2 separate regions of the Homo sapiens genome follow, and region 2 is linked to region 1. A link is an interaction called in ENCODE POLR2A ChIA-PET data of the cell type or tissue named here. Cell type or tissue: K562. All regions are shown on one strand. Links, peaks and the distances in the headings refer to the core of each region. The heading gives the core; the rest is flanking DNA.

Region 1 (11,430 bases), core at 2,537-7,536:
GGCGAAACCCCGTCTCTACAAAAATACAAAAATTAGCTGAGTGCGGTGGTGTGTACCTGTAATCCCAGCTACTCCCGAGGCTGAGGCAGGAGAATTGCTTAAACCCAAGAGTCAATGGCTGCAGTGGGCCGAGATTGTACCACTGCACTCCAGCCTATGCAGCAGAGCAAAATGCCATCTGAAAGAACGAAAAAAGAAAAGAGAGAAGAAAGAAGAAAGGAGAAAGGACAAGAAAAGAGAAAAGAAAAGAAAAGAAAAAAAAAAGGAATGAATGTTAAACATGCCAGACCCTATTTAAATGAAGAAAAAGGATATTTGTTTGGTTTGCCTTATAGAGTCCGGCCCCTCCAAAGATTCTAAGACAAATTACATCTAACAGTGGAGACTGGACTTCCTCCTGAAGAACAAGCAACCATAAAGGGATGGCAGCTCGGCAGCAGCCCAGTAACACAACCAGTGACAATCTGTACACCAAGTTTCTGTGGCATACTGCTCCTTGAAGGCAGGGCTTGAAAGCTTTCATTCTTCTTCTTCTTCCTTCTTCCTCTTCCTCCTTCTTCCTTCCTTCTTTCTCTTCCTCCTCCTTCTTCCTTCCTTCCTTCCTTCCTTCCTCTGTCTCTCTTGCTTGCTTTTGCTTCTTCTTTCTCCTCCTCCTTCTTCTCTCTCTCAGCAGATCAGAAAGTTTTAATTCTACATTCCCAGTTCTTAGCACACAGCCTAAGACATAGTAGACACTTAGTATATATTTGCCAATGGATACTCATACTTGCTTTCTCTCCTTTTTTAATTTTTTGTTTTGTTTTTGTTTTTGTTTTTGTTTTTCTGAGACAGGGTCTCACTGTTTATTGCCCAGGCTGGTCTTGAACTCCTGGGCTCAAGCAATTCTCCTGCCTTGGCCTCCCAAAGTGCTAGGATGACAGGCGTTAGCCACCACACTGATCTTCTTATCTTTTTTTATCTTCCATCTTTCTCTTTTTCCTCCTTTAACATCTCCTTCCTGCCCATTCAGGACCTGTTGAGCCTGCATTACTAAAAATAACTGAGGCCCTAATTACTAAAAGTGAGGGATTACCTTCCCCTTCTCTACCTTTGCCCTACCCTCCCCCATCCTCTCAGGCAATACATAGATGCTCTTTGTGAAATATTAAATATTAAATCCTATTTTTTAAAAAACTGATGGTTCCCAAACTGTGCACAGTGGCTCATGCCTGTGGGAAGCTGGGGTAGGAGGATGGCTTAATGCCAGGAGTTCAAGACCAGCCTGGGCAAAAAAATAAGATTCCCATCTCCAAAAAATAAAAATTAGCTGGGTGTGGTAGTGCATACCTGTAGTCCTAGGAACTTGGATGGCTGAAGCAGGAGGATCTCTCGAGCCCAGGAGTTTAAGCCTGCAGTGAGCTGCACTCCAGCCTGAGAGATAGTGCAAGACCCCATCTCAAAAAACAAACAAACAAAAAACAAAAAAAAAACCCCACCAAAACCCTGATGATTCCCTCATTTTCTGGATGGCTCAGAATGATCGTATCCCTCTTGAGTAATCCAGCCCTTCTCCTATTTCTTCATCTTCACCCTCATTTTTCTACTCACTTCTTTCCCACTTCCAGTGGTCTCAGTCCCTGGGTCGTCTGGCTGCTAACCCTCAAAGCTGAGAAACATGACCCTTAGAGTCTTAGAGCCGTTCCTTGGGACACCCCCTTGAAGCTCGTGTGGGATTCCTTTTCTTTTTTTTTTTTTCCCCAGATGGAGTCTCACTCCGTCACCAGGCTGGAGTGCATTGGCACGATCTCGACTCACTGCAACCTCCACCTCCCAGGTTCAAGTGATTCTCCTGCCTCAGCCTCCCCAGTAGCTGGGATTATAGGCGTGCACTACCATGCCCAGCTAATTTTTATATTTTTAGTAGAGACAGGGTTTCACCATGCTGGCCAGGATGGTTTTGATCTCTTGACCTCATGATCCGGCTGCCTCGGACTCCCAAAGGGCTGGGATTACAGGCGTGAGCCACCATGCCCAGCCTCGTGTGGGATTTCTTTGAGATGGGTTCACAGCTGCTGTTGGCTGCCCTCCCCACCTACACTCCACTATCCTGTCCTGTGCTAGTCCCAAAGAATCCAAAAGACTACCTCTGTCCTGCCTCTGGAGACTGGACACATAGGCTGTGCTGGTGGCCTTCAGGGTATGCTGGCCACCATCACTGAGGAAAACAGTGCATTCTGTTCTGGAGTATGTGCCAGATTAAGGGCAATCCAGGCAATGTGGAATATAAACAATGATGTGGGAGCATAATGTTGGCACTCTCAGGAAAACAGATAAAACTCCCTTGTCCAATCCAGTTTTATTTTTTGCAGAGACCATTTTACTTTCTTGAGCATCAAAACATACACACACATAGGGTTTTTTTGTTTGTTTGTTTTTGTTTTTGTTTTGAGACAGAGTCTCGCTCTGTCGCCCAGGCTAGAGTGCAGTGGCGAGATCTCGGCTTACTGCAAACTCTGGCGAGATCTCGGCTTACTGCAAACTGCTGCCCCCCTTCCCCCTACTGCCAGGCTGAAGCAATTCTCTTGCCTCAGCCTCCTGAGTAGCTGGGACTACAGGCACATGCCACCACTCCCAGCTAATTTTTGTATTTTTAGTAGAAGCAAAGTTTCACCATGTTGCCCAGGCTGGTCTCAAACTCCTGACCTCATGTGATCCGCCCGCCTCGGCCTTCCAAAGTACAGGGATTACAGGCATGAGCCACCTCACCCTGTCACCCACATAGTTTTGAGCCCTGGTCCCACCTGTCAGGTAGCTGGTCCACACTCCATCCCAGAGGAAGCTCTTAGGTCAAGGGGTGGGAATTTCAAGAGGGGCAACGAGTAGCTGGAAGCCATGTTCCCAGGCCCATGTTTTACCCCAGCCTCCTGCCCCACATCCTCCCCATAGATCTCACGTAAAGGGCCTGTGCCTTGCAGTGAGGGCTGTTTCATCTACCTGCCTTCCTAATAAACTTTCAGACAGAAGTATGTATGTGTGAGTGTGTGTGTGTGTATGTATGAGTGTGTGTGTGTGTGTGGTGTTAAATGGGGATGTTAATATAGTCAATACTAATTCCTAGATAAGAACATTGTCTTAGTCAAGACTAATTCAATGCTAATACCTAGATAAAAACATTGTCTTCATCTTGGAAGGTGAATACCTGTTCATTAAATGATCATTGCTTTGGAAGAACTTTTAATGGGAAATACTCAGAAAACAATGCCAATGTGGATGGGGAGACAAGCACGACGTCCAATAGACACCATGCATTATAAGCAGAGATAGAGATAAAGATAGGCATTGAACAAAGAGAGAAGGAAATACACCAAAATGCCCAGAGAGGTTTTCTCCAGGTTTGGAGTTACAGGTGATCTTTGCTTTCTTCTTTCCTGTATATTTCTGTGCTGCCCAAGTCTTTTACTGTGAGCAAATGTGACTCTAGTAATGGTGGGGATTAATAATTTTTTAATTTGTTTTTCAAATGTAGAACACTTTTCCCTGTCTCCCAGTGTCATCAAGAAGCCCAGAAGAAAGCTGAGTGACCTGGCCGGGCGCAGTGGCTCACACCTGTAATCCAGGCACTTTGGGAAGCCGAGGCGGGCGGATCATGAGGTCAAGAGATCAAGACCATCCTGGCCAACATGGCAAAACCCTGTGTCTACAAAAAATACAAAAAATTAGTTGGGCGTGGTGGTGCATGCCTGTAGTCCCAGCTACTCAGCAGGCTAAGGCAGGAGAATCGCTTGAACCGGGGAGGCGGAGGTTGCAGTGAGCTGAGATCGTGCCACTGCACTCCAGCCTGGCGACAGAGTAAGACTCTGTCTCAAAAAAAAAAAAAAAAAAAAATCCTGAAAGTTGAGGAGTGACCTCAGTACTAAGGCCCTCAGATCCTCCAACCCCATGGCACAGGCGCTCCCTCCTGTTGTCTAGCACAGTGTCTGGCGAAGGCCATCACCCTTATATGAGGGCAGAAGGTGAGCTAAAGCCCTATGGAAAAGGTGGCTCAGGCATATACAGGCCTGTAGGACCAAGCTCAGAGACAGACCTGTGGCCAGTGGCTCCACAGCTATGCCCCAACCTAAATGTGCCCCCAGAGCTTGCTCCAAAAAGATTCGAGGAGTAGGAGGGGAACAAGGCAAAGGAGATAAAAAGGGGATTACTGGGAAAGTATTAGAACTACCCTGGACCGGGCACGGTGGCTCACGCCTGTAATCCCAACACTTTGGAAGGCCAAGGTGGGCAGATCACTTAAGGCCAGAAGCTTGAGACCAGCCTGGCCAACATGGCAAAACCCCGTCTCTACCAAAAAAAATACAAAAATTAGCCTGGCCTGGTGCCGGGCACCTGTAGTCCCAGCTACTCAGGAGGCTGCAGCGGGAGAATCACTTGAACTCAGGAGGTGAAGGTTGCAGTTAGCCAAGATCGTGCCACTGCACTCCAGCCAGGACAACAGAGGAAGACTCCATCTCAAAAAAGAAAAAGAAAGAGAGAAAGAGAGAAAGAAAGGAAGGAAGGAAGGAAGGAGAGAGAGAAAGAAAGAAGGAAGGAAGGAAGGAGAGAGAGAGCAAGGAAGGAAGAAAGGAAGGTAGGAAGGAAGGGAGAGAGAAAGAGAGAAAGAGAAAGGAGAGGAGAGGGGAGAGGAAGGGAGGGGAGGGGAGGGGAGGGGAGAGGAGAGGAGAGTGCCCTGCTCAGGAGGTAGCAGATTTCCAGGGACCCCTGAGGGTCAGAAGAGAAGGACTGGGAGAAAGCCAAGGAGTTGAGGCAAGGTTCACATCAGCTCAGGGACACCCACGTCCTCCTCTGGCTCTAACCATCCTTCTCATTGACAGATCTTTTTAACTGCCTTTTGTTTCCTCTTATCTCCCTCACCCAGCCACCAGCTTCTACCCCCACCCCCAACTGAATTGCATCACCATCCACTGAGCTCCCAGGGCCTGCAGCTGTTGCTGCCTGGGGTGACAGACACACCCCGATTTTTGAAGGGAATGAGCTTATGAGGTCAGGGAGGAAGGGGGAATTGGGGGCTGGGGAGAAGCAAAGCTTGGAGTAAACTTCCCAGAACTGCAGAGGGTGGCTGAGACCACCCACTCTTCTTACATTGTCACTGTGGTCAGAGCCTTGAGCCACTGTCAAGTGTTGGATTCAGAGTGGGTGGGTGTCCAAGGAGAAGAAACTGGAAACAGCAGGGAGGAAAGGGCAGGCACAAAAGTGTTGTGGGTAATTCCTTCTGGGAGAATTGATAACTTTTGCATTCATCTGGCAGGGCCCTCTGGAAGCAGCAATAAGTTGACATCTGTTCTTTAGCTACTAATGCCAAATAGATTACTTGACAGTAGTTTAATATGCACAACTAGGAACTCTGTGTGTGTGTGTGTGTGTGTGTGTGTGTGTGTGTGTTGGTGGAGGGTGGGTGGGTGGAAAGGGAGCAAGAGGGAAGATCTTTTGAGAGGGTAAGAGGACTATCTGCATTCCTCCAAATTTCTGGAGAAAGAACTCAATAACAAATTCAGAAAAGTATATTAAGTCCTGGGGGATTCTGAGCCAATCTTCCCACAGCTGGATATGTCAACATCTGTCCTTCGGTCCTCCTTGTCCTCAATTTTTTTTTTTTGGAAAATTGACCCCATTTTGATAAGAATGTCTGTGTTTTTGAAAAACATAACCCATCACATATGATCTCCATGGCAATGATATTTTGCTATAGGAGGCAGTAGTAGGATGTGGTGGTAAGAACATGCACCTCAGAACCAGACACCTGGGTAAAAGTCTGACACTGACAGTTACAAGCTGGGTGAGCAGTCTGATCACTTGCCAAGTTGGGTGACACTAGTTCCTCGCTCACACAGTTGTTGTAAGAAATGAATGACAGGTTCAGAGAACACGCAGTAGAATAAAAAAGAAAGAAAGAAAGAAAGAAATGAGTGGGCATATGCACCGTGCTGAAACACAGAGACTGGCACGTAGTCAGTACTGCATAAGGTCAGCACCCTCCGTATGACCCCACCCCAAATCCAGCCACTCCGGGTATGTCGTGATGAACTAAGCATTAGAGCATGGGGCCTAACGATGGCATGGCTGCAGGCCAAATCCTGCCTGCTGCCCACTTAGCCCAAGAGTTAACATTTTTCTAAATTTTTTAATCACTGGGGTACGAAAAGTCAAAAACAAGAATAGCATTTCATGCCACATGAAAAACATATGAAATTCAGACTTCAGTGTTCATAAATGAGTTTTCTGAAGCACAACCACACTCATTTGTTTATGTATCTTCTCTAAGACTGCTTTTCCGCTGCAATGACAGAGCTGAGCAGGTACAACACAGATGTATGACCCACAAAGCCTAGAATATCTACTATCCGGCCTTTTACAAAAAAAGTTTCATCAGCCTTGCATTAGAGGATCAGCAGTCCAATTCCAGCCCTGCTTCCCACCTTCCAAATAGAGATAACACCTTCTCTGTCACTGAAAAACCCTCACCAGCATGCACGCGCGCGCACACACACACACACCACACACACCACTTGGCTTATTCACCGTGATGCTGTTAACACCAGCTGGCCTCCACTTTGGAAAGTGTAAGACCAGATTAGGCTATAAAGCATTACTGTTATTTTCTGAGCAAGCACTTGGGGGTGGTGCAATCCCAGTCAACACTACTGAAACAACTCAATGTGCTCTTTGTTCTCCAAGTCCTTGATCTTTCGTTCTTATTACAACTTCTCAGGGCCTGCTGTGTTCATTTGAACTGGTTCAGCTGGAAAAAATATGAGTTGGGTTTTGTTTATACCTTAATCAGCTGACTAGAAAGGGGTTAGAAAGAAGAGAGTGAGGAAGCATTAAAATGCATACATTATTGAGTGTTTGCTATATGCCAGGCACTCTGGAATTACAGTAATGTATTAATAAGGAAAGGTCCCTGAGAGAGGGAGAGACAAACAAAAAGGCAAGTAGTTATAAAATAATCCAATAATTCCTATACAGAGACATAAACAAAGCGCTGAGGGAACAAAAAATAATTTATTCTACTAGGTTTTGAAGAGGAGCATCAAGAAAAGTCACAGGGGGTGACAGCTTTGGCCTAGGAGGCTTTGAAGAGTGGGGAAAGTTGGTTAGGTGAGAAGAGAGGGTTTATCCTTGGTAGAACAGGAAAATAACAGTGGCAAAAGCAAAGAGGGAGGAGGACATGTATGGCATGTTCAATCAGCAGGGAGTGCAGGAGGAGACTCCAGGAGACAAGCTGGGGCTGCACTGCAGAGGAGCCTCTGTACCACCCTCAGGGGATGGCACTTTATCCTGGAGGTGATGGAGAGTCTTTGCAGATTTTTAAAAGGGGAGAGAGAAAATCACATGTGTGCTTTGAAGATGATCATTATGGGAAGCAACGTGGAGGGATGTGCTGACACAAAGAAAACCTGGATTTAAAAAAGGGCTGGGCACGGTGGCTCATGCCTGTAATACCAGCACTTTGGGAGCCAGAATGGGGGGATCACTTGAGGTCAGGAGTTCGAAACCAGCCTAACCAGCATGGTGAACTCCCATCTCTACTAAAAATATGAAATTAGTCAGGTGTGGTGGCACATGCCTGTAATCCCAGCTACTTGGGAGGCTGATGCAAGAGAATCGCTTGAACCCGGGATGCGGAGGTTGCAGTGAGCTGAGATCACACCATTGCACTCCAGCCTGTGCAACAAGAGCAAAACTCTATCTCAAAAAAAAAAAAAAAAAAAAAACAACGAAACAAAACAACAAAAAAGTCATGGGTGATGGATGATAGCAAAGTGTGGTGGGAAGAAAGATCTTGGATGTAGAGTTCATCGAACTTCACAATATATTGAACTCACAGTTGAAAGAGAGGGAAGAGTATGAGGATAAATCCCAGGTTTCTGGAGTGGGTACCTGGACAAATATTGGTGCCATTAATTGAGACAGGAAATGGTGGAGGAGTAGCAGTTTGACTGGGGATGAAAAAGATATTTGGGCTTATAATGTGGTATTCGACTTGTAGCATATGACATGGTTTTAGGTCATCCAGGTTAAGAAATCCAGCAGGCAATTACTGATACTCTAGGTCTAGAGCCCAGAAGATGCAGGAGCTAGAAATAGACATTTAATAACTTTCAGTATATGATGCATGACAGCAGAGGACCCGTGCATCATTCATGCATGGGCTCAGCAAGTGTGGAAAAAATAATCTACAATTAGAATCCTAGGGAATACCAGCATCTAATTGGATGCAAGGCAAGAGAAGCCAACTAAGATGGGAAAAAAGGAGAACCCAGAATGAAAAGTATTGCCAAAGCCTCGAAGAAGGATGTTTCAGAAGTTTCTCTGCCACTGGAGAGGGTCAAGAGAATTAAAAAAAAAAAAACAAACAAACAAAACCCCACAAAGCACAAACTCTCTCAAATAATGGATTCCCATAAAGCCCACTTGGAATTCTGTGAAAGGGTGTCACCTTGGAGAGTTATAAAAATCAATTGGCCTGCTTCCAGAACTCAGTGCCTAGGGTTAATAAACTGGAAAGCAGAGGTGTTTTCCAAGACAGACAATTGGTTTTGATGGGCACCAAAAAGCAGCTGTTGGGTTTGCAAAAAGGAGTCATTGGTGACTTAGCCAGGAAACATTTCAGTAGAGTAATAGGAGCAGAGACAAATTTACATGGTTTCAGAAGTCAGTGGATTTGAAGAAATAGAAACAAGAAGTAAAGCATGCACTTTCAAAAGTGGCATTTCTACAACTGTTTTATGCTTTCCTCGTTTCTTTTTCTCTCTCTCTTAAACACCAATTGTCTGTCCTGGAAAACACTTCTGCTTTCAATTCACTGGGTGCTGTTTTCCGAAAATAGACCAATCCATTCTCATAACTCTCCAAGATCACATTTACCCTTTCACAGAATTCCAAGAGGGTCTTACAGGAACCCATGATTTGCAGGGTTTTTGCTCTTGCCAAAAAAGTGTTTCTAGAGAAAATCAACAAAAAGATTGAAAAGTCCCTGGGGGAGTGAGGGTACACCCCACAGGATGGGTACCTCTGTAAAGGGGTCTGCCATGGGTCTGCGTAGGGAGTCAGTCCTCCTCTCTCTCCAGTGAATGGCACGGTGCCAGTGAAGAAGGAAAAGGGGGCGGCTGCACTCTCAAGCTTCTCTTCTAACACCAAGCTTTCTTTCCTACTTTAGCTTGAGACCAACAAAAAGTGGAGAACTTAGGGTAGTGTGGGACCAGGTCCCTGGTGAGCTGGGTTCTAGTTCCAGCTCTACTTCTTATCCCCAGGTTCTACCAAAGAGAGAGTTTTCCTACTCTAGTTTGATTTCTTAAAATACAAATATGATTAATACATTTGCTTAAAACCTTCAGTGTGGTTTCACCTTGCCCTAGAATTAAGTTCAGTATCCTTAGTAGGAACAAACAGCACCTTCCACATCTAATAGCTGCTAGATCTCTCCTCCAATTCTCTTGTCCAAACAAGTGGAATTTTTTTCTTCCAAAGCAACATGCTGTTCTCTCTCCTTGTGGCTTTGAAATGTACTAATCCTCTCCCTAGAGGCCTCAGTTTTCACACTTTATCTGGCAACCTTGAACTCCTCTCAGTTTTGATGCCAGCTTCTTCAGGGAACTCTTTTCAATTCCCTAGGCTTGGTTAGACCCCTAGATCAGATTATATGTTTATTTCCTAGCACTCAAATGCCTTGTGTCAGTTGTTTAAGGTCAGTCTCTCCTACTAGAATATTAAGCATCCATCAGGGCAGGGAGCTGGTCTGCCTTTTTACTACTACGACCCTAGCACCAAGCATCAAAAAATGAATAACATGTTCTTTTGTTCATTCATTCATTCAATATGTTGTAAGTAGCTGATCATACAATATATGAAAAATCTCTTCCAAAAATATAAGATCCAAATACTTGGAACATTTTCTGAAGAAAAATGCAGTCAATATAAATCTAGTCAACAGTCCTGAAGCCAAAACTCAAAATGTGCATTTATAATAAAGGATGATACTATTATGATTACTATACATGACTTCAAACTGGTTTTTATATCTCATTACTTTTATAATCAAATTATTACATTAATATATGTCACTAATAATATATATTTGATCTCAGACAGGTCATTATATCTTAGTACCAGAAGGGATCTTAGAGAGCTCCTAACTCCTTGTATTTTTGGGGACTATATCAAATTTAAATATTCTAGATCCCATAAATCATTGACATTTCACAGAAATTCTAATATTCCTACAAACAATATCTGAAAGAGTTAAGTTAGCAAACATCACAATGACTTAGTAAGCTGAGTTCATCAAACACGCAAATATGAGTAAAACAATACTCTACCAACTTCTACTGTAAACAAATGGTGAGAATTACAATTCAAATATTTTATTAACTAACATTTTTTCCCTGAACTTTTTCATTGAATTGCCCAAATCTTTGAATGATACTTCATATACTTTTACAAATATATACAACCATAAAGCTGCCATTCAGATCAATATATACATTATCTACACCTCATACACTGCCTTCTGCCCCATTGCGATGAACCTCTGGCCCCACTCCCACCAAAGGTAGTCAGCATTCTAAATTCTTTCACCATACTTGGGCTTTTCTTTTTTGAACTTCATATAAATACAATCATAAAATATGTCCTTTTTTGTGTCTAGCTATTTTTGTTCAAAATTATATGGGTTAGATTCATATATACTTTTGCATTTAATAATAATTTGGTCTTTTTCATTACTGTATAGTATTCCATTGACTATATCTGCCACACCATGCTACTATTGATGGACTTGTGGATTGTTTCCAATTTGGGGCTACTGGGAGTACAACTTCTGTGAAAAGTTTTGTGTTGTGGTGCATACATTTACACATTTCTGTTGGTTATAAGCCTATCTATGAAATTGCTAAGTCATAGGGTAGGCTTATGTTCAGCTTTGGTAGATATTGCCCAAAAGGTTTTCTTTTTTTTTAATTTTTTTTTTTTGAGACAGACTCCTGCACTGTTGCCCGGGCTGGAGTGCAATGGCCCAAAAAGTTTTCAAAGTGATTGCAGTAATCTACTGTGCCAATTTACCCACCTACCAGCAGAATATGAGAGTTCCATTGCTCTACAACCTTTTCAACTCTTGATATTCTAAGTTTTTGTTGTATTATTTACTTTTTCTTTCTTTCTTTTTTTTTTTTTGAGATGGAGTCTCGCTCTGTCACCTAGGCTAGAGCGCAATGGCATGGTCTCAGCTCACTGCAACCTCTGCCTCCTGGGTTCAAGCAGTTCTCCCACCTCAGCCACCCAAGTAGCTGGAACTACAGGCACATGCCACCACACCCAGCTAATTTTTGTATTTTTAGTAGAGACGGGGTTTCACTATATTGGCCAGGCTGGTCTCGAACTCCTGACCTCGTGATCCTC
Region 2 (11,430 bases), core at 2,262-7,261, 64 kb before region 1:
GATTAAGGAACAATGAGTTGTCCCACTCTGCTTGATTCCTCAGTTTTGAGCAACAAAGAATTCATCCAAAATATGCACTTGACTCCATTTGGTTCCTGAGTTGACTAAGAAACTGACAGAGACTGAGAGGGTAGGAATAAAGCCCCAGAGGAAAGATACTGAGTGGAACTTTACAGAATTGCATGGCTGTTAAATGCATCCATCCCAAGCCCTCCCCCTGGAGAGATAAAAACTGACCTAGGTGTCTGAGTTAACCTCTCTCACATTGGAATCATGTTAACACTGCTCTGGGAGCCTCTAACAAAGTGTAATTCCATGAAGAGAGAGCCACTCTCTCCTGTTCTGCCATAGACCACCAAATAACCTTGACATCCCGGGGAATGGAAGTGAATGCTACCAGAAAAAGGGTGGGGCCTGTGGCTACAGGAAAGAGGACTGCTCTAGGGAGGTGATGGCCACATAGTGGGGTCTGGGCAGTGATCCAGGGCAGTATGACATTCATCAGGGCCCCAGAACCAGGGAAGCCATCGGAAGGGAAACTTATTCCTGAGCACACACGTGAAATACCTCTTGGGGACTCCGAGGACCAATCAAGAGGGAATTTGCAGGAGACTGAGCAGGCAGAAACCAGAATCAGGTAATTGGGACATTAGAGTTTTTTTTTAAATTGATGTTGCTATATACAATATTGCTCCTAATTTTCACTGGAGATTTAGATTTGGGATCAGAAGACCCCAACCCCAAGCTTCAGGCTTTTTGTCTTTTACACTGGCATGGTAATGTCTGCTCTGCCTACTTCGCAAGGCTGTTACTTTTTTTTTTTTTTTTTTTTTTTAAGATACAGGGTCCTGCCGTGTTGCCCAGGCTGGAGTGCAGTGGCTATTCATAGCACACCACAGCCTAGAACTTCTGGGCTCAAATGATCTTCCTACTTCAGCCTCCCAAGTAGCTGGGACTTTAGGAGCATGTCACAGCACCCAGCTTTAGACTATTACTTTGAGAATTACATGAAATAATATAGGTGAGAAAGCTTTTGAAATCAGCAAATACTATTTGAATGTGATTTTTGATATCATTATCTTACAAATGCTTCATTATCTCCACTGTTACTTCCCTCCTATCATCTTTTCTTCTGAAGGCTTAATAATTTCTAAGCCCCCTTTTTGTGCCCTCTATAAAACACTGTGGTATTTGAGGTCCTGTGTGTCCTGAAACTATTTTGAGGTGCACATATGTGGTGGTCTTTACCTTTCTGAAATCATTTAACAGTTGTCCTGGGACCAGAATCTTCTGCAATTCCTTGGCCCCATGCCCAGGGCTCTGCTAAGGGTCTGAACATGGGCATGGGGCTAAATGTGGAGAGAGGAGCCAGTTACCCAGGGGCTAGAAATTAGAAAATGTGCTCAAGGTTTAGGCTCCTTGTATTAGTCCGTTTTATAACTGCTATAAAGAGCTGTCCAAGACTGGGTAATTTATAAAGAAAAGAGGTTTAACAGACTCACAGTTCAGCATGGCTCGGGAGGCCTCACAGAAAACATGCAATCATAGCGGAAGACGAAGGAGAAGAAATGTACCTTCTTCACCAGACTGCAGAAAGGAGAGCAATGGAGGAAGATCCCCTTATAAAACCATCAGATCTCGTGAGAACTCACTCACTATCACGAGAACAACATGGGGGAAACCACCCATATGATTCAATTACCTCCACCTGGTCTCTCCCTTGACACCTGGGGATTATGGGAATTCTAATTCAAGCTGAGATTTGGGTGGGTACATAAAACCTAACCACATCACTCCTGATGGTCCAATTCATAAAATTTTACAAGACCATTACCTGGAAATTAGGGGGTGGTAGCAAACCCTGAAAATGAGGGAGCTGAGAGGCAAGAAATCAGAGGCCCTACATCTGGAACCACCTCCTCCACAGGACCCTGCTTCTACTTCCAGAGCTGATGCCACAGGTTGGGACTTCCTGCTCCAGGTTCCAGCCAGGGAAACAGAGCCAGCTCCTCACACATGCTTCAGGTAGGCAGAGGAAGAGCAAAAAAGAGACCCCCATACCTTTTATTCCAGCAGCTCTGGGGAAAGGTTTACTTTCAAGGAAAATAGGGAAATGCACTAATTCAGAGTCATCAATTAACTCCGTCACTTACAAGATGTGGGACTCTGGCTTCAACCTACTCCTCTGAAACAGGAATAGTGTGCCTATTCAAAATATCTTGCAGGCAGCAGATCAAACAATCGGTTGTATCTTTTTTTAAAAAATCAGTTGAGAGTTAAAAAACAAAACAACTAAAAATTGTTTTGTAAATTTCAAGCATACAAATGCAAAGGATATGTATTTCCTATAGCCTAGGATCTCCAGGTCCCTAATAAGGGAGGCCAGCTATGATTGTTTGCTGGGATGCATGTTTCATTTAGAGATGCAGCTGAATAAGTCTTGGTTTTTTTTTGGTTTGTTTGTTTGTTTGTTTTTTCAGTATTAAAAGACCTTTCAGGCCAGGCGTGGTGGCTCAAACCTGTAATCCCAGCACTTTGGGAGCCCGAGGCAGGTGGATCATGATGTCAGGGGTTCAAGACTAGCCTGGCCAAGATGGTGAAACCCCGTCTCTACTAAAAATACAGAAATTAGTTGGGCATGGTGGTGGGCGCCTGTAATCCCAGCAACTCGGGAGGCTGAGGCAGGCAATTGCTTGAACCCGGGAAGCAGAGGTTGCACTGAACCGAGATCGTGCCACTGCACTCCAGCCTGGGTGACAGAGCAAGACTCCTTCTCAAAACAAACAAACAAACAAACAAACAAACAAACAAAAAACCTTTCAGAAACACATTGGTACTCCTAAGCTTTTACATATGTTCATAAGCCTTTAAATTAGGGTGGAGGAAAAATTATCTCAATTCCTGAAAAGATAGACATTAAAAGGAACCACCAAATAAAGGCAAACCCATTTTCCAGGTGCTAGAAAAGGGTGAGGAGTGGTACAATCTATGCAAGGCCAGGTGTGTGAGAAAACCATGGTACCTGAAAGCCTGGGTAAAAGAGCTGAGAATAGGATACAAAGGGTTCAGCCCCCCAGGTAGCCAAATGCCGCTGCAGGCTAGGGCTCCCTCCCTCCCTCCCTCCCTCCCTGCTTCGCTTTCTCCCTCCCTCTCTCCTTTTTCCCTTTCTTTCTTCCTTCTGTGGAGTTCCTAAATCATGGTTTCTTGAGAAACAGGATATTGGAGCTTCAAGGCAGAGGTCCCCAACATCTTAAGGAGCCTGGAGGTCATGATTCCTTGCCAAGGTGGGAATCACACTCCATCTTGGACTTCCGAGGCTAGGCAGAGTTAGGCATTTTCTCATCTGGGCTCCATAGGCCTGGGCCCACAGTTTTTTTCAGCATCTCTCTCACTGCACTGTAGCCATTTATTCACCAGAATGCATCCTTCCTGACCTGCGAGCTCTTCCAGAGCATGAACAGAGGAGTATAATGGTTTGGCACCCCGCCTTTGGTGCCAGAGAAACCTAGGTTCACACTCTGATTAGACCCTTCAGGGGCTGTGTGATTTTTCTGGGAGAATGAAATTAGATACCATCTATAAAAATCTGGACTTATGGTATAACCAATATGTGGCAGCTGCTATTACTTTAACTTGTTCTTCTGTATACAAATAATAATAGCTTTATCTGTTAGGATTCAGTGCAGGAAACAGAAATTGCTTCACTTACATTGAGTAGGAAGGGATTTAGTCAAGGGATAATGTGCTTGCAAAACGGTTAGAAGGGCTGAAGGAGCAGGTTCTAGGCTGGGGCTCACAAAGCAGTATAGAAATTAACCACCACCTCTAGGGCACCTCTGGAGCTGTGCTGGAATCCAGAAGTGACTGCTGCCTCTGCTACAATTCCTGCCTCTCGATACCCAAGAAGCTGGAGAATGGACTCTGGAACTCTGATGCAGAAAAACCTCCTATTTCCCCAGCTTTGCTGGCCAGCAAAATGGCTACAAAGGGGTGCAGCTTCTGCTTTGCACATCTTGCACTGAGTGCCTCTACTTGGCAGAAGACAGCTTGCTTCTAGAACCCCGACTGCAAAGGAGCCTTGGAATCATGGTGCTCAGCTTTCCAACTTCACCCAGCAAGAGGCAGGAATGAAGGTTGAGTGACCATCCACACCACAGCTGGCACTTTCAGCTGTCATTGGCCTCACAGCACCACAGTTAGGTAAGTGCCCATTTCACAAATGAGGAAGCAGAGCCTTCAGGAAGTTACCTTGTCTGCCCCGGGTCACAGAGGAAGGGGTGAAGAAGCAATGTAAACAGGTTCTATCTTAATCAAAGTCTATGCCCTTAACTACCATTTTTTCTAATCCTCCCTGCATCTTGAATGCCTAACTCTGCATGTGGCCACACCTACTGAATGAATGTTAGAGTTCATTCATCATGAGTTTAAACAGAAAATTACACCAACTTAGAATGCTGTGGCCTAGAGAAAGTGTCTTTACCTCCTGAGTGCGACCCAAGTCAGGAGGCAGGAGGCTGACTGAGGGACACGGAGGAGGTATGCACACTCACAGCATGAGGCAGAGCTGTGTGCACACATCAAGCAAGGAAATGGGGCCGGAATATGGGGCAAAGGCCTACGGATTGAATGGTGGATTTGGATGTGGGCCACTTCTTCCAGCCCCTGAAAGAGGACCAGGCAATGTGGCTATGAATGGGCCTAATGAGAATTGATTGATTCGCTCGAGATGTTTTCTTTTTCTTCCTAAAATAGAAAATGACATACCCCATGATTCATGCACTCCGGTGCCCGTGATAATGGCCTCTTCAGTGCACTGACTCTGCTGATAACCACAGGCACTCATCCTCCGCAGAGGGGTTGTGTGCCACACCCTAGGCACATAGCAACCCTGCAGGCTGTCAGACACCTGCCGCAGAGAGTGCTTTCCACACGCTCTCTGGGACATGAGGCACAGTTCCCAGGAGTGCCTGAGAAATCTCAGTTGCCTGGCATAGATGCTAAGGCCTGAGAGAAGAGCCCAGAGTCTAGGCCTGAGGGGCTGCAGTCTGCACACAGGAGTTAACTCATACACATATACAACCCACAAAGCCACACACATACATAGCACAAATACACACACAGATAGACACAGCACACACAGACACATACATCACACACACACAGACACAAACATGCACACTACACACATGCACAGCCCACATAAACACCCACAGAGTTGCAAATATACACAGCACAAATACACACACAAATAGACCACACGCAGAGAGACACATCACACATACACACAGATACAAATATACACACCACACACAAACACAGAGAGACACACACACCACACATACAACACACACAAACATACACACTACACACATACACAACCCAATAAACACCCACAGAGCCACAAACATATGTAACACAAATACACAGAGAGACACACCATGCAAAGACCCAGAGAAACACCATATACCACACATATGCACACACAAACGTGCACACCCAACACATCACCACGTGCAACACATACACCATACACGGAAACACATGAAGACACTTACGTACACCACACACACATATACACACACAGACACAAACATACGCAGCGCACACACACCACACACATACGCAGGCTCATGCACATACTCTACAAAAAGTGCCTCACTACAGGACAGCCATATCCTAAAAGGCTTAAAATAATGGTTATATGGCCTACAAACGCAGAAGGTGTGTATACAAACCAGTAAAAGAAATGAAAGAAAGCATCAAAAATGGTAAATACACGAAGATAAAATCCCTGTTGAAATGCACGCATGATATTTATTGGGATTGGAGGACAATTCAGGCAACACAAATAATTGATATTTAGTAATCTTTGGATTGTTCCTTGTGAACTTATTCAGTTGAACAGCACATTTTTTCAAGTGGCTGCCCTTTAGCCCCTGTACACTCACTGTGTGGCCACTGACTTACACCCACTGGGCATCTGCCAAGTCCCTACCTCATCTCCCTCCCTTCCAAATGTACCTGTCTGGGGACAGCCCTGCAGAGCCCCTGCAGCGCCTGTTTGATGATAGAGCTTGCCACCCAGTCCCTCTCATTCTTCCAAGCTCCTTTCCTGCCCAAGTCAGGAAAGTCCCACAGTTCTTGTCTCATAGTACACACAGGGAAGTTCAGGGATTTGGTGCTAACTTTAGTTAGACCCCGGCTTCCCAGAGCCCTGATTTCTTCCAGGGCTATAGCAGTTTATCTCTGTGTGCCCAGGGGGTGCTCAGGCCCAGGAATTGTGAATATTAGATGTTCCCTTTAGTATTTCTAAGATCCTATAGGGAAGAGTGGGAAATTGAAGTTAAGGGACAACTAGCAGGTGAGAATGACAGCTGGGGATTATTGACCAAGAAGGAAAGGATGGGCTGGTTGTAAATATACCTTCAAGACCCATTATCTTACTGAACTTGAAAGCTAGAGGGGAATGTACAGAGACCATCAGCTATAACCCCTTCATCTTCCAGATGTAGAATCTGAGGCCAGAAGAGTGAAACAATATGTCTAAAGTCAAAACCAATTAATTAGAAGCGACTCTGTGATCGCAAATGTAGAATTCTTCCCTAATGGAGCACTGGTTACCATTTTCTATTTTCTGATTCTATGGTATTATTTCACCGACTTGATGTATGGACCAAGATATTATTCTGGATTTGAGATTTTATTAGAGAAGCTAACAAAGTAAACATACTTTATTTAGGACTTTCCATTTTATTAGATGAATATTATATTCCTCTTTTCCTAAAGCAGGAGATGCTTATGTTGGACAACCAACTTTTATATAATATAATATAGAATATATATAATTTTATATATAACATAATATAGAATATTATTATTTCATTTAACATTTAAATAGTCCTGCCAGGTGGATACTACACATTTTATAATCAAGAGAGGAACAGTAGTTCTGGGAACGTGATTAAAGATGAATGAAGATCAACCCACTCAAGTTGGTCTGGCTTCCATGTCATGGAATTTCTGCATTGCCACTCTGCTTTGCAAGCTTAGGAGACACCTGCTGTGGTTTGAATGTTCATCCCCTCAAAACTCTTGTTAGCCTGAGTAGAGGGCACCCTGCACTCACTCTCCTGCCACCACAGTTGGCAACTTTTAGGAGCATATTCTTGCTCTACTGTGGTTGATTTGTATTTTGTTTTTCCTTCTTTGTTTTTCCTTTCCTATAATATAATATAATATAATATAATATAATATAATATAATATAGAATATTATATAAAAGGCACAACACAAGTTGGTTGTCCAACACAAACATCTCCTGCTTTAAGAAAGTTCAAAATAGAAAAATAATAAAAGTATGATTGCCTCATTACAAAATATATTTTATAGTAGGGTTTTTGTTTTTTGAAAAGATGTTCCCACTACATATTTCAACTCTGAAGTTTTCAGGGATAACTCAAGAAAAAATGGTATAAGTCAAGAAAAATAATGAATGTATATGTACTTTTGGCAAACTAATAATTCACAGGTAAGTATGTGTTTTTACTAGATTTATAAAACAGTAAGAAACAGGAAAGATGTGTGGATTAGTAATGTGAAAACAGAGGTCTACTTTACATTTGCCATAATTCCAGGCTTACATGAATCCCTTAAACTTTGTAAGCCTCTATGTCCTCCTCCAGAAAATTTGTTATTTTCTGGGTTTTTTTGTTATTTTTTATTTTCTGTTATTTTCTGGAGGAGGACATTGACTGGGACCAAATGAGTTCTATGGGTTTGCTGTAATCTATTTTCTGTTGCTTATAACAGAATACCTGAAACTGGGTTATTTATAAAGAAAAGAGATTTATTTCTTATAATTCTGAAGGCTGAGAAGTCTAAGGGTATGGCTCAGGATTCCACAAGGGCCCTCTTGCTGGAGAGGATCCCTCTAAAGAGTCCCAGCCTGGTGTAGAGCATCACATGCTGAGGGGACTGAGTGTGCTTGCTCAGGTCTCTCTTTCTCCACTTTTTATTTTTTTAATTTTAAAGTTTTTATTTGTAGAGATGGGGTCTTTCTATGTTGCCCAGGCTGGTATCAACCTCCTGACCTCAAGCAATCCTCCCGCCTCAGTCCCCCAAAATGCTGAGATTACAAGAGTCAGCCACAGCACCTGGCCTATTTCTCCTCTTCTAAAGCCACTAGTGCCACTCCCATGATAACCCATTATTCCATTAATCCATACATGGATTAATTCATTCATGAGTGGAGAGCCATCATTACCCAATCACCTCTTAAAGGCTTCACCTCTCAATACTGCTAAATTGGGGACTAAGTTTCAACAGGAGTTTTGAGGGGATGAACATTCAAACCATAACAGGGGTCTCCTAAGCTTGCAAAGCAGAGTGGCACTGCAGAAATTCCACGACATGGAAGCCAGACCAACTTAAGTGGGTTGATCTTCATTCATTTTTAGTCACCTTCCCAGAACTACTGTTCCTCTCTTGATTATAAAATGTGTAGTATCCACCTGGCAGGACTATTTAAATGTTAAATGAAATAATGGCCACAAAGTGCCTAGCCATTGCCTGCCTCAACATTGATGTTCAGTAATTTTAGTTTCATATCCACCTCCAACTTTGCCATTCTACTCATTGATAAACATATCAAATGTATAAAGAACTCACAGCATCCATCTGACTCAGTGAGCCATTTGGAGATTCAGTAATGAAAGACAATGTCATCCTTCCACGACGTGCCTTTTGCTTTCAATGTGGGAGGGATGGAAGCTAGCCTGAGTGGAGGGCACCCTGCACTCACTCTCCTGCCACCACAGTTGGCAACTTTTAGGAGCATATTCTTGCCCTACTGGGGTTGATTTGTATTTTGTTTTCCCTTCTTTTCACTGAGTTTTGCCTACTTGCTTCTTACTGATGATTTCATTTCATTGAGATTCATATACACAAACACACGCACGCACACACACAACACATATATTTGTCTGCCTCTCCCTTCAGTCATGGATCATTTCCTGCTTAAATCATTTCCCCAGGCTCCCCTCTCCTTCATCTGGCTAACCCTTCAGCTTTCCTCATGGAAACTTTTCTGACCCTTCACCATTCTTCCTATTTGCTTTCATAGCACCCTATGTTCTTCCTTCCTAACACTTACCATGATCAAAATTGCATAATTTATTTGTGTCATATTAGTCTGACTCCCTTTCCAGGCTGCAGGCTCCAAGAAGACAGCAAGCTTGTCTATTTTGTTCACTGACCTGTCCCTAAGACTTGCAGTGCTTAGCATTTAGTAGGGGCTCCAGAAATATGTGTGGAGTGGATGGATGGGCAAATAAATGAAAGGTGAATGAATGAATAAGGCCCAGAAGCTGGCTTTCATCCATAAGAATGGGCTAGCTCTGCGGTGGCAGGTCTGCCCCTTTCCTCATTTCATATAGAGCTTCATCTTCACTCTTGCCATTGGCAGGATTCCTCCACAGCTTCTCCTACACTCTCTTAAAATGAAATTGATGAAATTGATTTACTAGTAACATGAACAGTTCAGCCAGAAAGTTTTCATAGATCATGATTCTACAGAAATGCAATCTTGCTCAAACTGTGGCTTAAACACACATCCATAATACCCTCTGTGTCTTCTAATAGGGTACCAGAATCTACTTTGGGATAGCCCACATGGTTATTAAGAGAAGTAGGATGGTTAAAGGATCTTACAAACAACAGGACCCATTTTAGATTCCACGGTGACAACTTTTCTAGCCCAACAGTTCACCACTAAAGATTCTGCATGCATCATTTGGGGTCCCTTACTTTTGCCTCTTGGATTTCCTACCCTCTTTGTGCCCCCAGTTAATCAAATGAGCAGGTGAGCAGGAAAGAGCTCCTTAAAAGTAAGGTGTGGGTTTAAATCAAATCAGTCTTTTTTCCTATTGACGACTGCCCACAGAGCATAAAGAGTACTTGAGACTTGGAGAGAAAAGTCAAGGAGGGAGCAGAAAGTGAGGCAGAACCATGGATTTTTTTCTCTTTATGTTTCTGTCCTTAATAAAATAGCAACACGAAGGCTTCTCAGATGATGAGTGGTTTTCCTCTTCCAGTCCAGTCTAAGAATCAGGTTGAACAACTGCAGGCAGCTATGTAAGAAATAGTTTCCAAAATAATTTTCCATAGCTCTGCTGTGTTTGGGTCAACCCTCAGGCTTCCTGACAATAGATTTGTTCTTGTTTCCTCCTGATACCTGGTGCAGTGCTTTGGTGATTGTGCTGAGAGGACATGAGTACCCGCCTCTCAAACTCCCAGAGGTAAACTGGCATTATGAAGGAACAATAGCCCAAGTTTATGTTTGGAGGGAATATATTGAAGGATGCTATGTTTAATTTCACTGCTTCCGTGAATGGTCTTCAAGATGAATAGCTTCAAGATTCCTATGATTTCTCATTTCTTTTTTCTTTAAATAGCATATCAGGGCCCCCAGTTCAGCCTAAATAGCGTTCATTTCAGCAATTCAGACCTGTCTGCGTGTGTGTCACAGAAAGGCGGGGCAAGGGTCACTTTGGAAGGGGATTTTGGTGGTGGGAGTCTATACCCTGGAGTGGAGCCGGCTTGGGTACTTCAGACATCAGCGGGCTCCTCCCTTGGCTCCAGGTAAAAAGAAACTGTACACTGAAGCTGCAATAGCCAGTTTTCAGAAGCTAGGGGAGATGTGAACAGCACAATCTGATGCCGGGGGAGAAAAGGTAGCTAAAGTGGGAAGGAGCAATATTCTGTCTGCTTCTGTGCTAATCCTGCAGCATTTGGGGGATCTTGAATTCTTCTGAGACTGTAACTATCTATATCTTTGGGGACATGGTGGCAGCAGCGTTGGCAGACATCAGCACCCTCATGGGGCAGAGTCCATGCGGGATCATGTGGGCACATGCAAAAGATTCCTGAGGATTCCTGATGAAACCTAAAGGAGAGATCTCACAGAGAGGGTGGAGGATGCAGGAGCCCATCGGACAGCAATGATCATTGTTAATGTGACCCTGTTTGGAAACTTAAGTGTAGAACAGGGAAAGCACACATTACAGGAGAATTATAAAATGTCAGTGCTGGGAAGGATCTTAGAGATTATCTAGTCAAATATCCCTCATGATACAGGTGATGATAGCAAGGCCCAAACAGGATAGGCTACCCACCCTTGCTTGATGACCAGTTCACAACATAACCAGGGTAGAACATAGTTCTCTGGAGGCTCAGCCCATGACACATGATGGACTCCTGACATTCTTCACATGTTTGTAGGGCACTGAGGACTTCTGTTGTCTATGGGGAGAAAGTGTCTTCTAAGCACATACTACTTTGAGGGAAGTCCAGGGTGCCTTAAGTCAAATGGAACTTGGGCTATGGGCTGGGGTATTCTGTCCAGGGTACTCTTTTGGGAAGCCTGTTAGGTGGA

What was found. ChIA-PET counts read pairs that join two places held together with the same protein. Peaks named below come from ENCODE experiments on the same cell type or tissue, not always from the same donor. Only the 100,000 strongest peaks of a DNase experiment are listed, where the experiment ranks them.
Region 2: POLR2A ChIA-PET joins it to region 1 with 10 read pairs; 4 of 35 experiments call an interaction of 5 or more read pairs at or near these places.

What each region holds. Positions count from the first base shown.
Region 1 is chr1:182,295,299-182,306,728 of GRCh38, forward strand. All of the region lies in intron 2 of LINC01344 (long intergenic non-protein coding RNA 1344), which reads right to left. Among named protein-coding and RNA genes, the nearest start is that of LINC01344, 13 kb to the right of the region's middle. RefSeq lists an enhancer at 6,411-6,928 and a silencer at 8,686-8,735. In K562, for the core only: a CTCF peak has its summit at 6,645; DNase peaks (open chromatin) are centred at 4,883 and 6,643; H3K4me3 peaks cover 235 bases.
Region 2 is chr1:182,231,572-182,243,001 of GRCh38, forward strand. All of the region lies in intron 2 of LINC01344 (long intergenic non-protein coding RNA 1344), which reads right to left. Among named protein-coding and RNA genes, the nearest start is that of LINC01344, 77 kb to the right of the region's middle. In K562, for the core only: a CTCF peak has its summit at 4,856; a DNase peak (open chromatin) is centred at 4,840.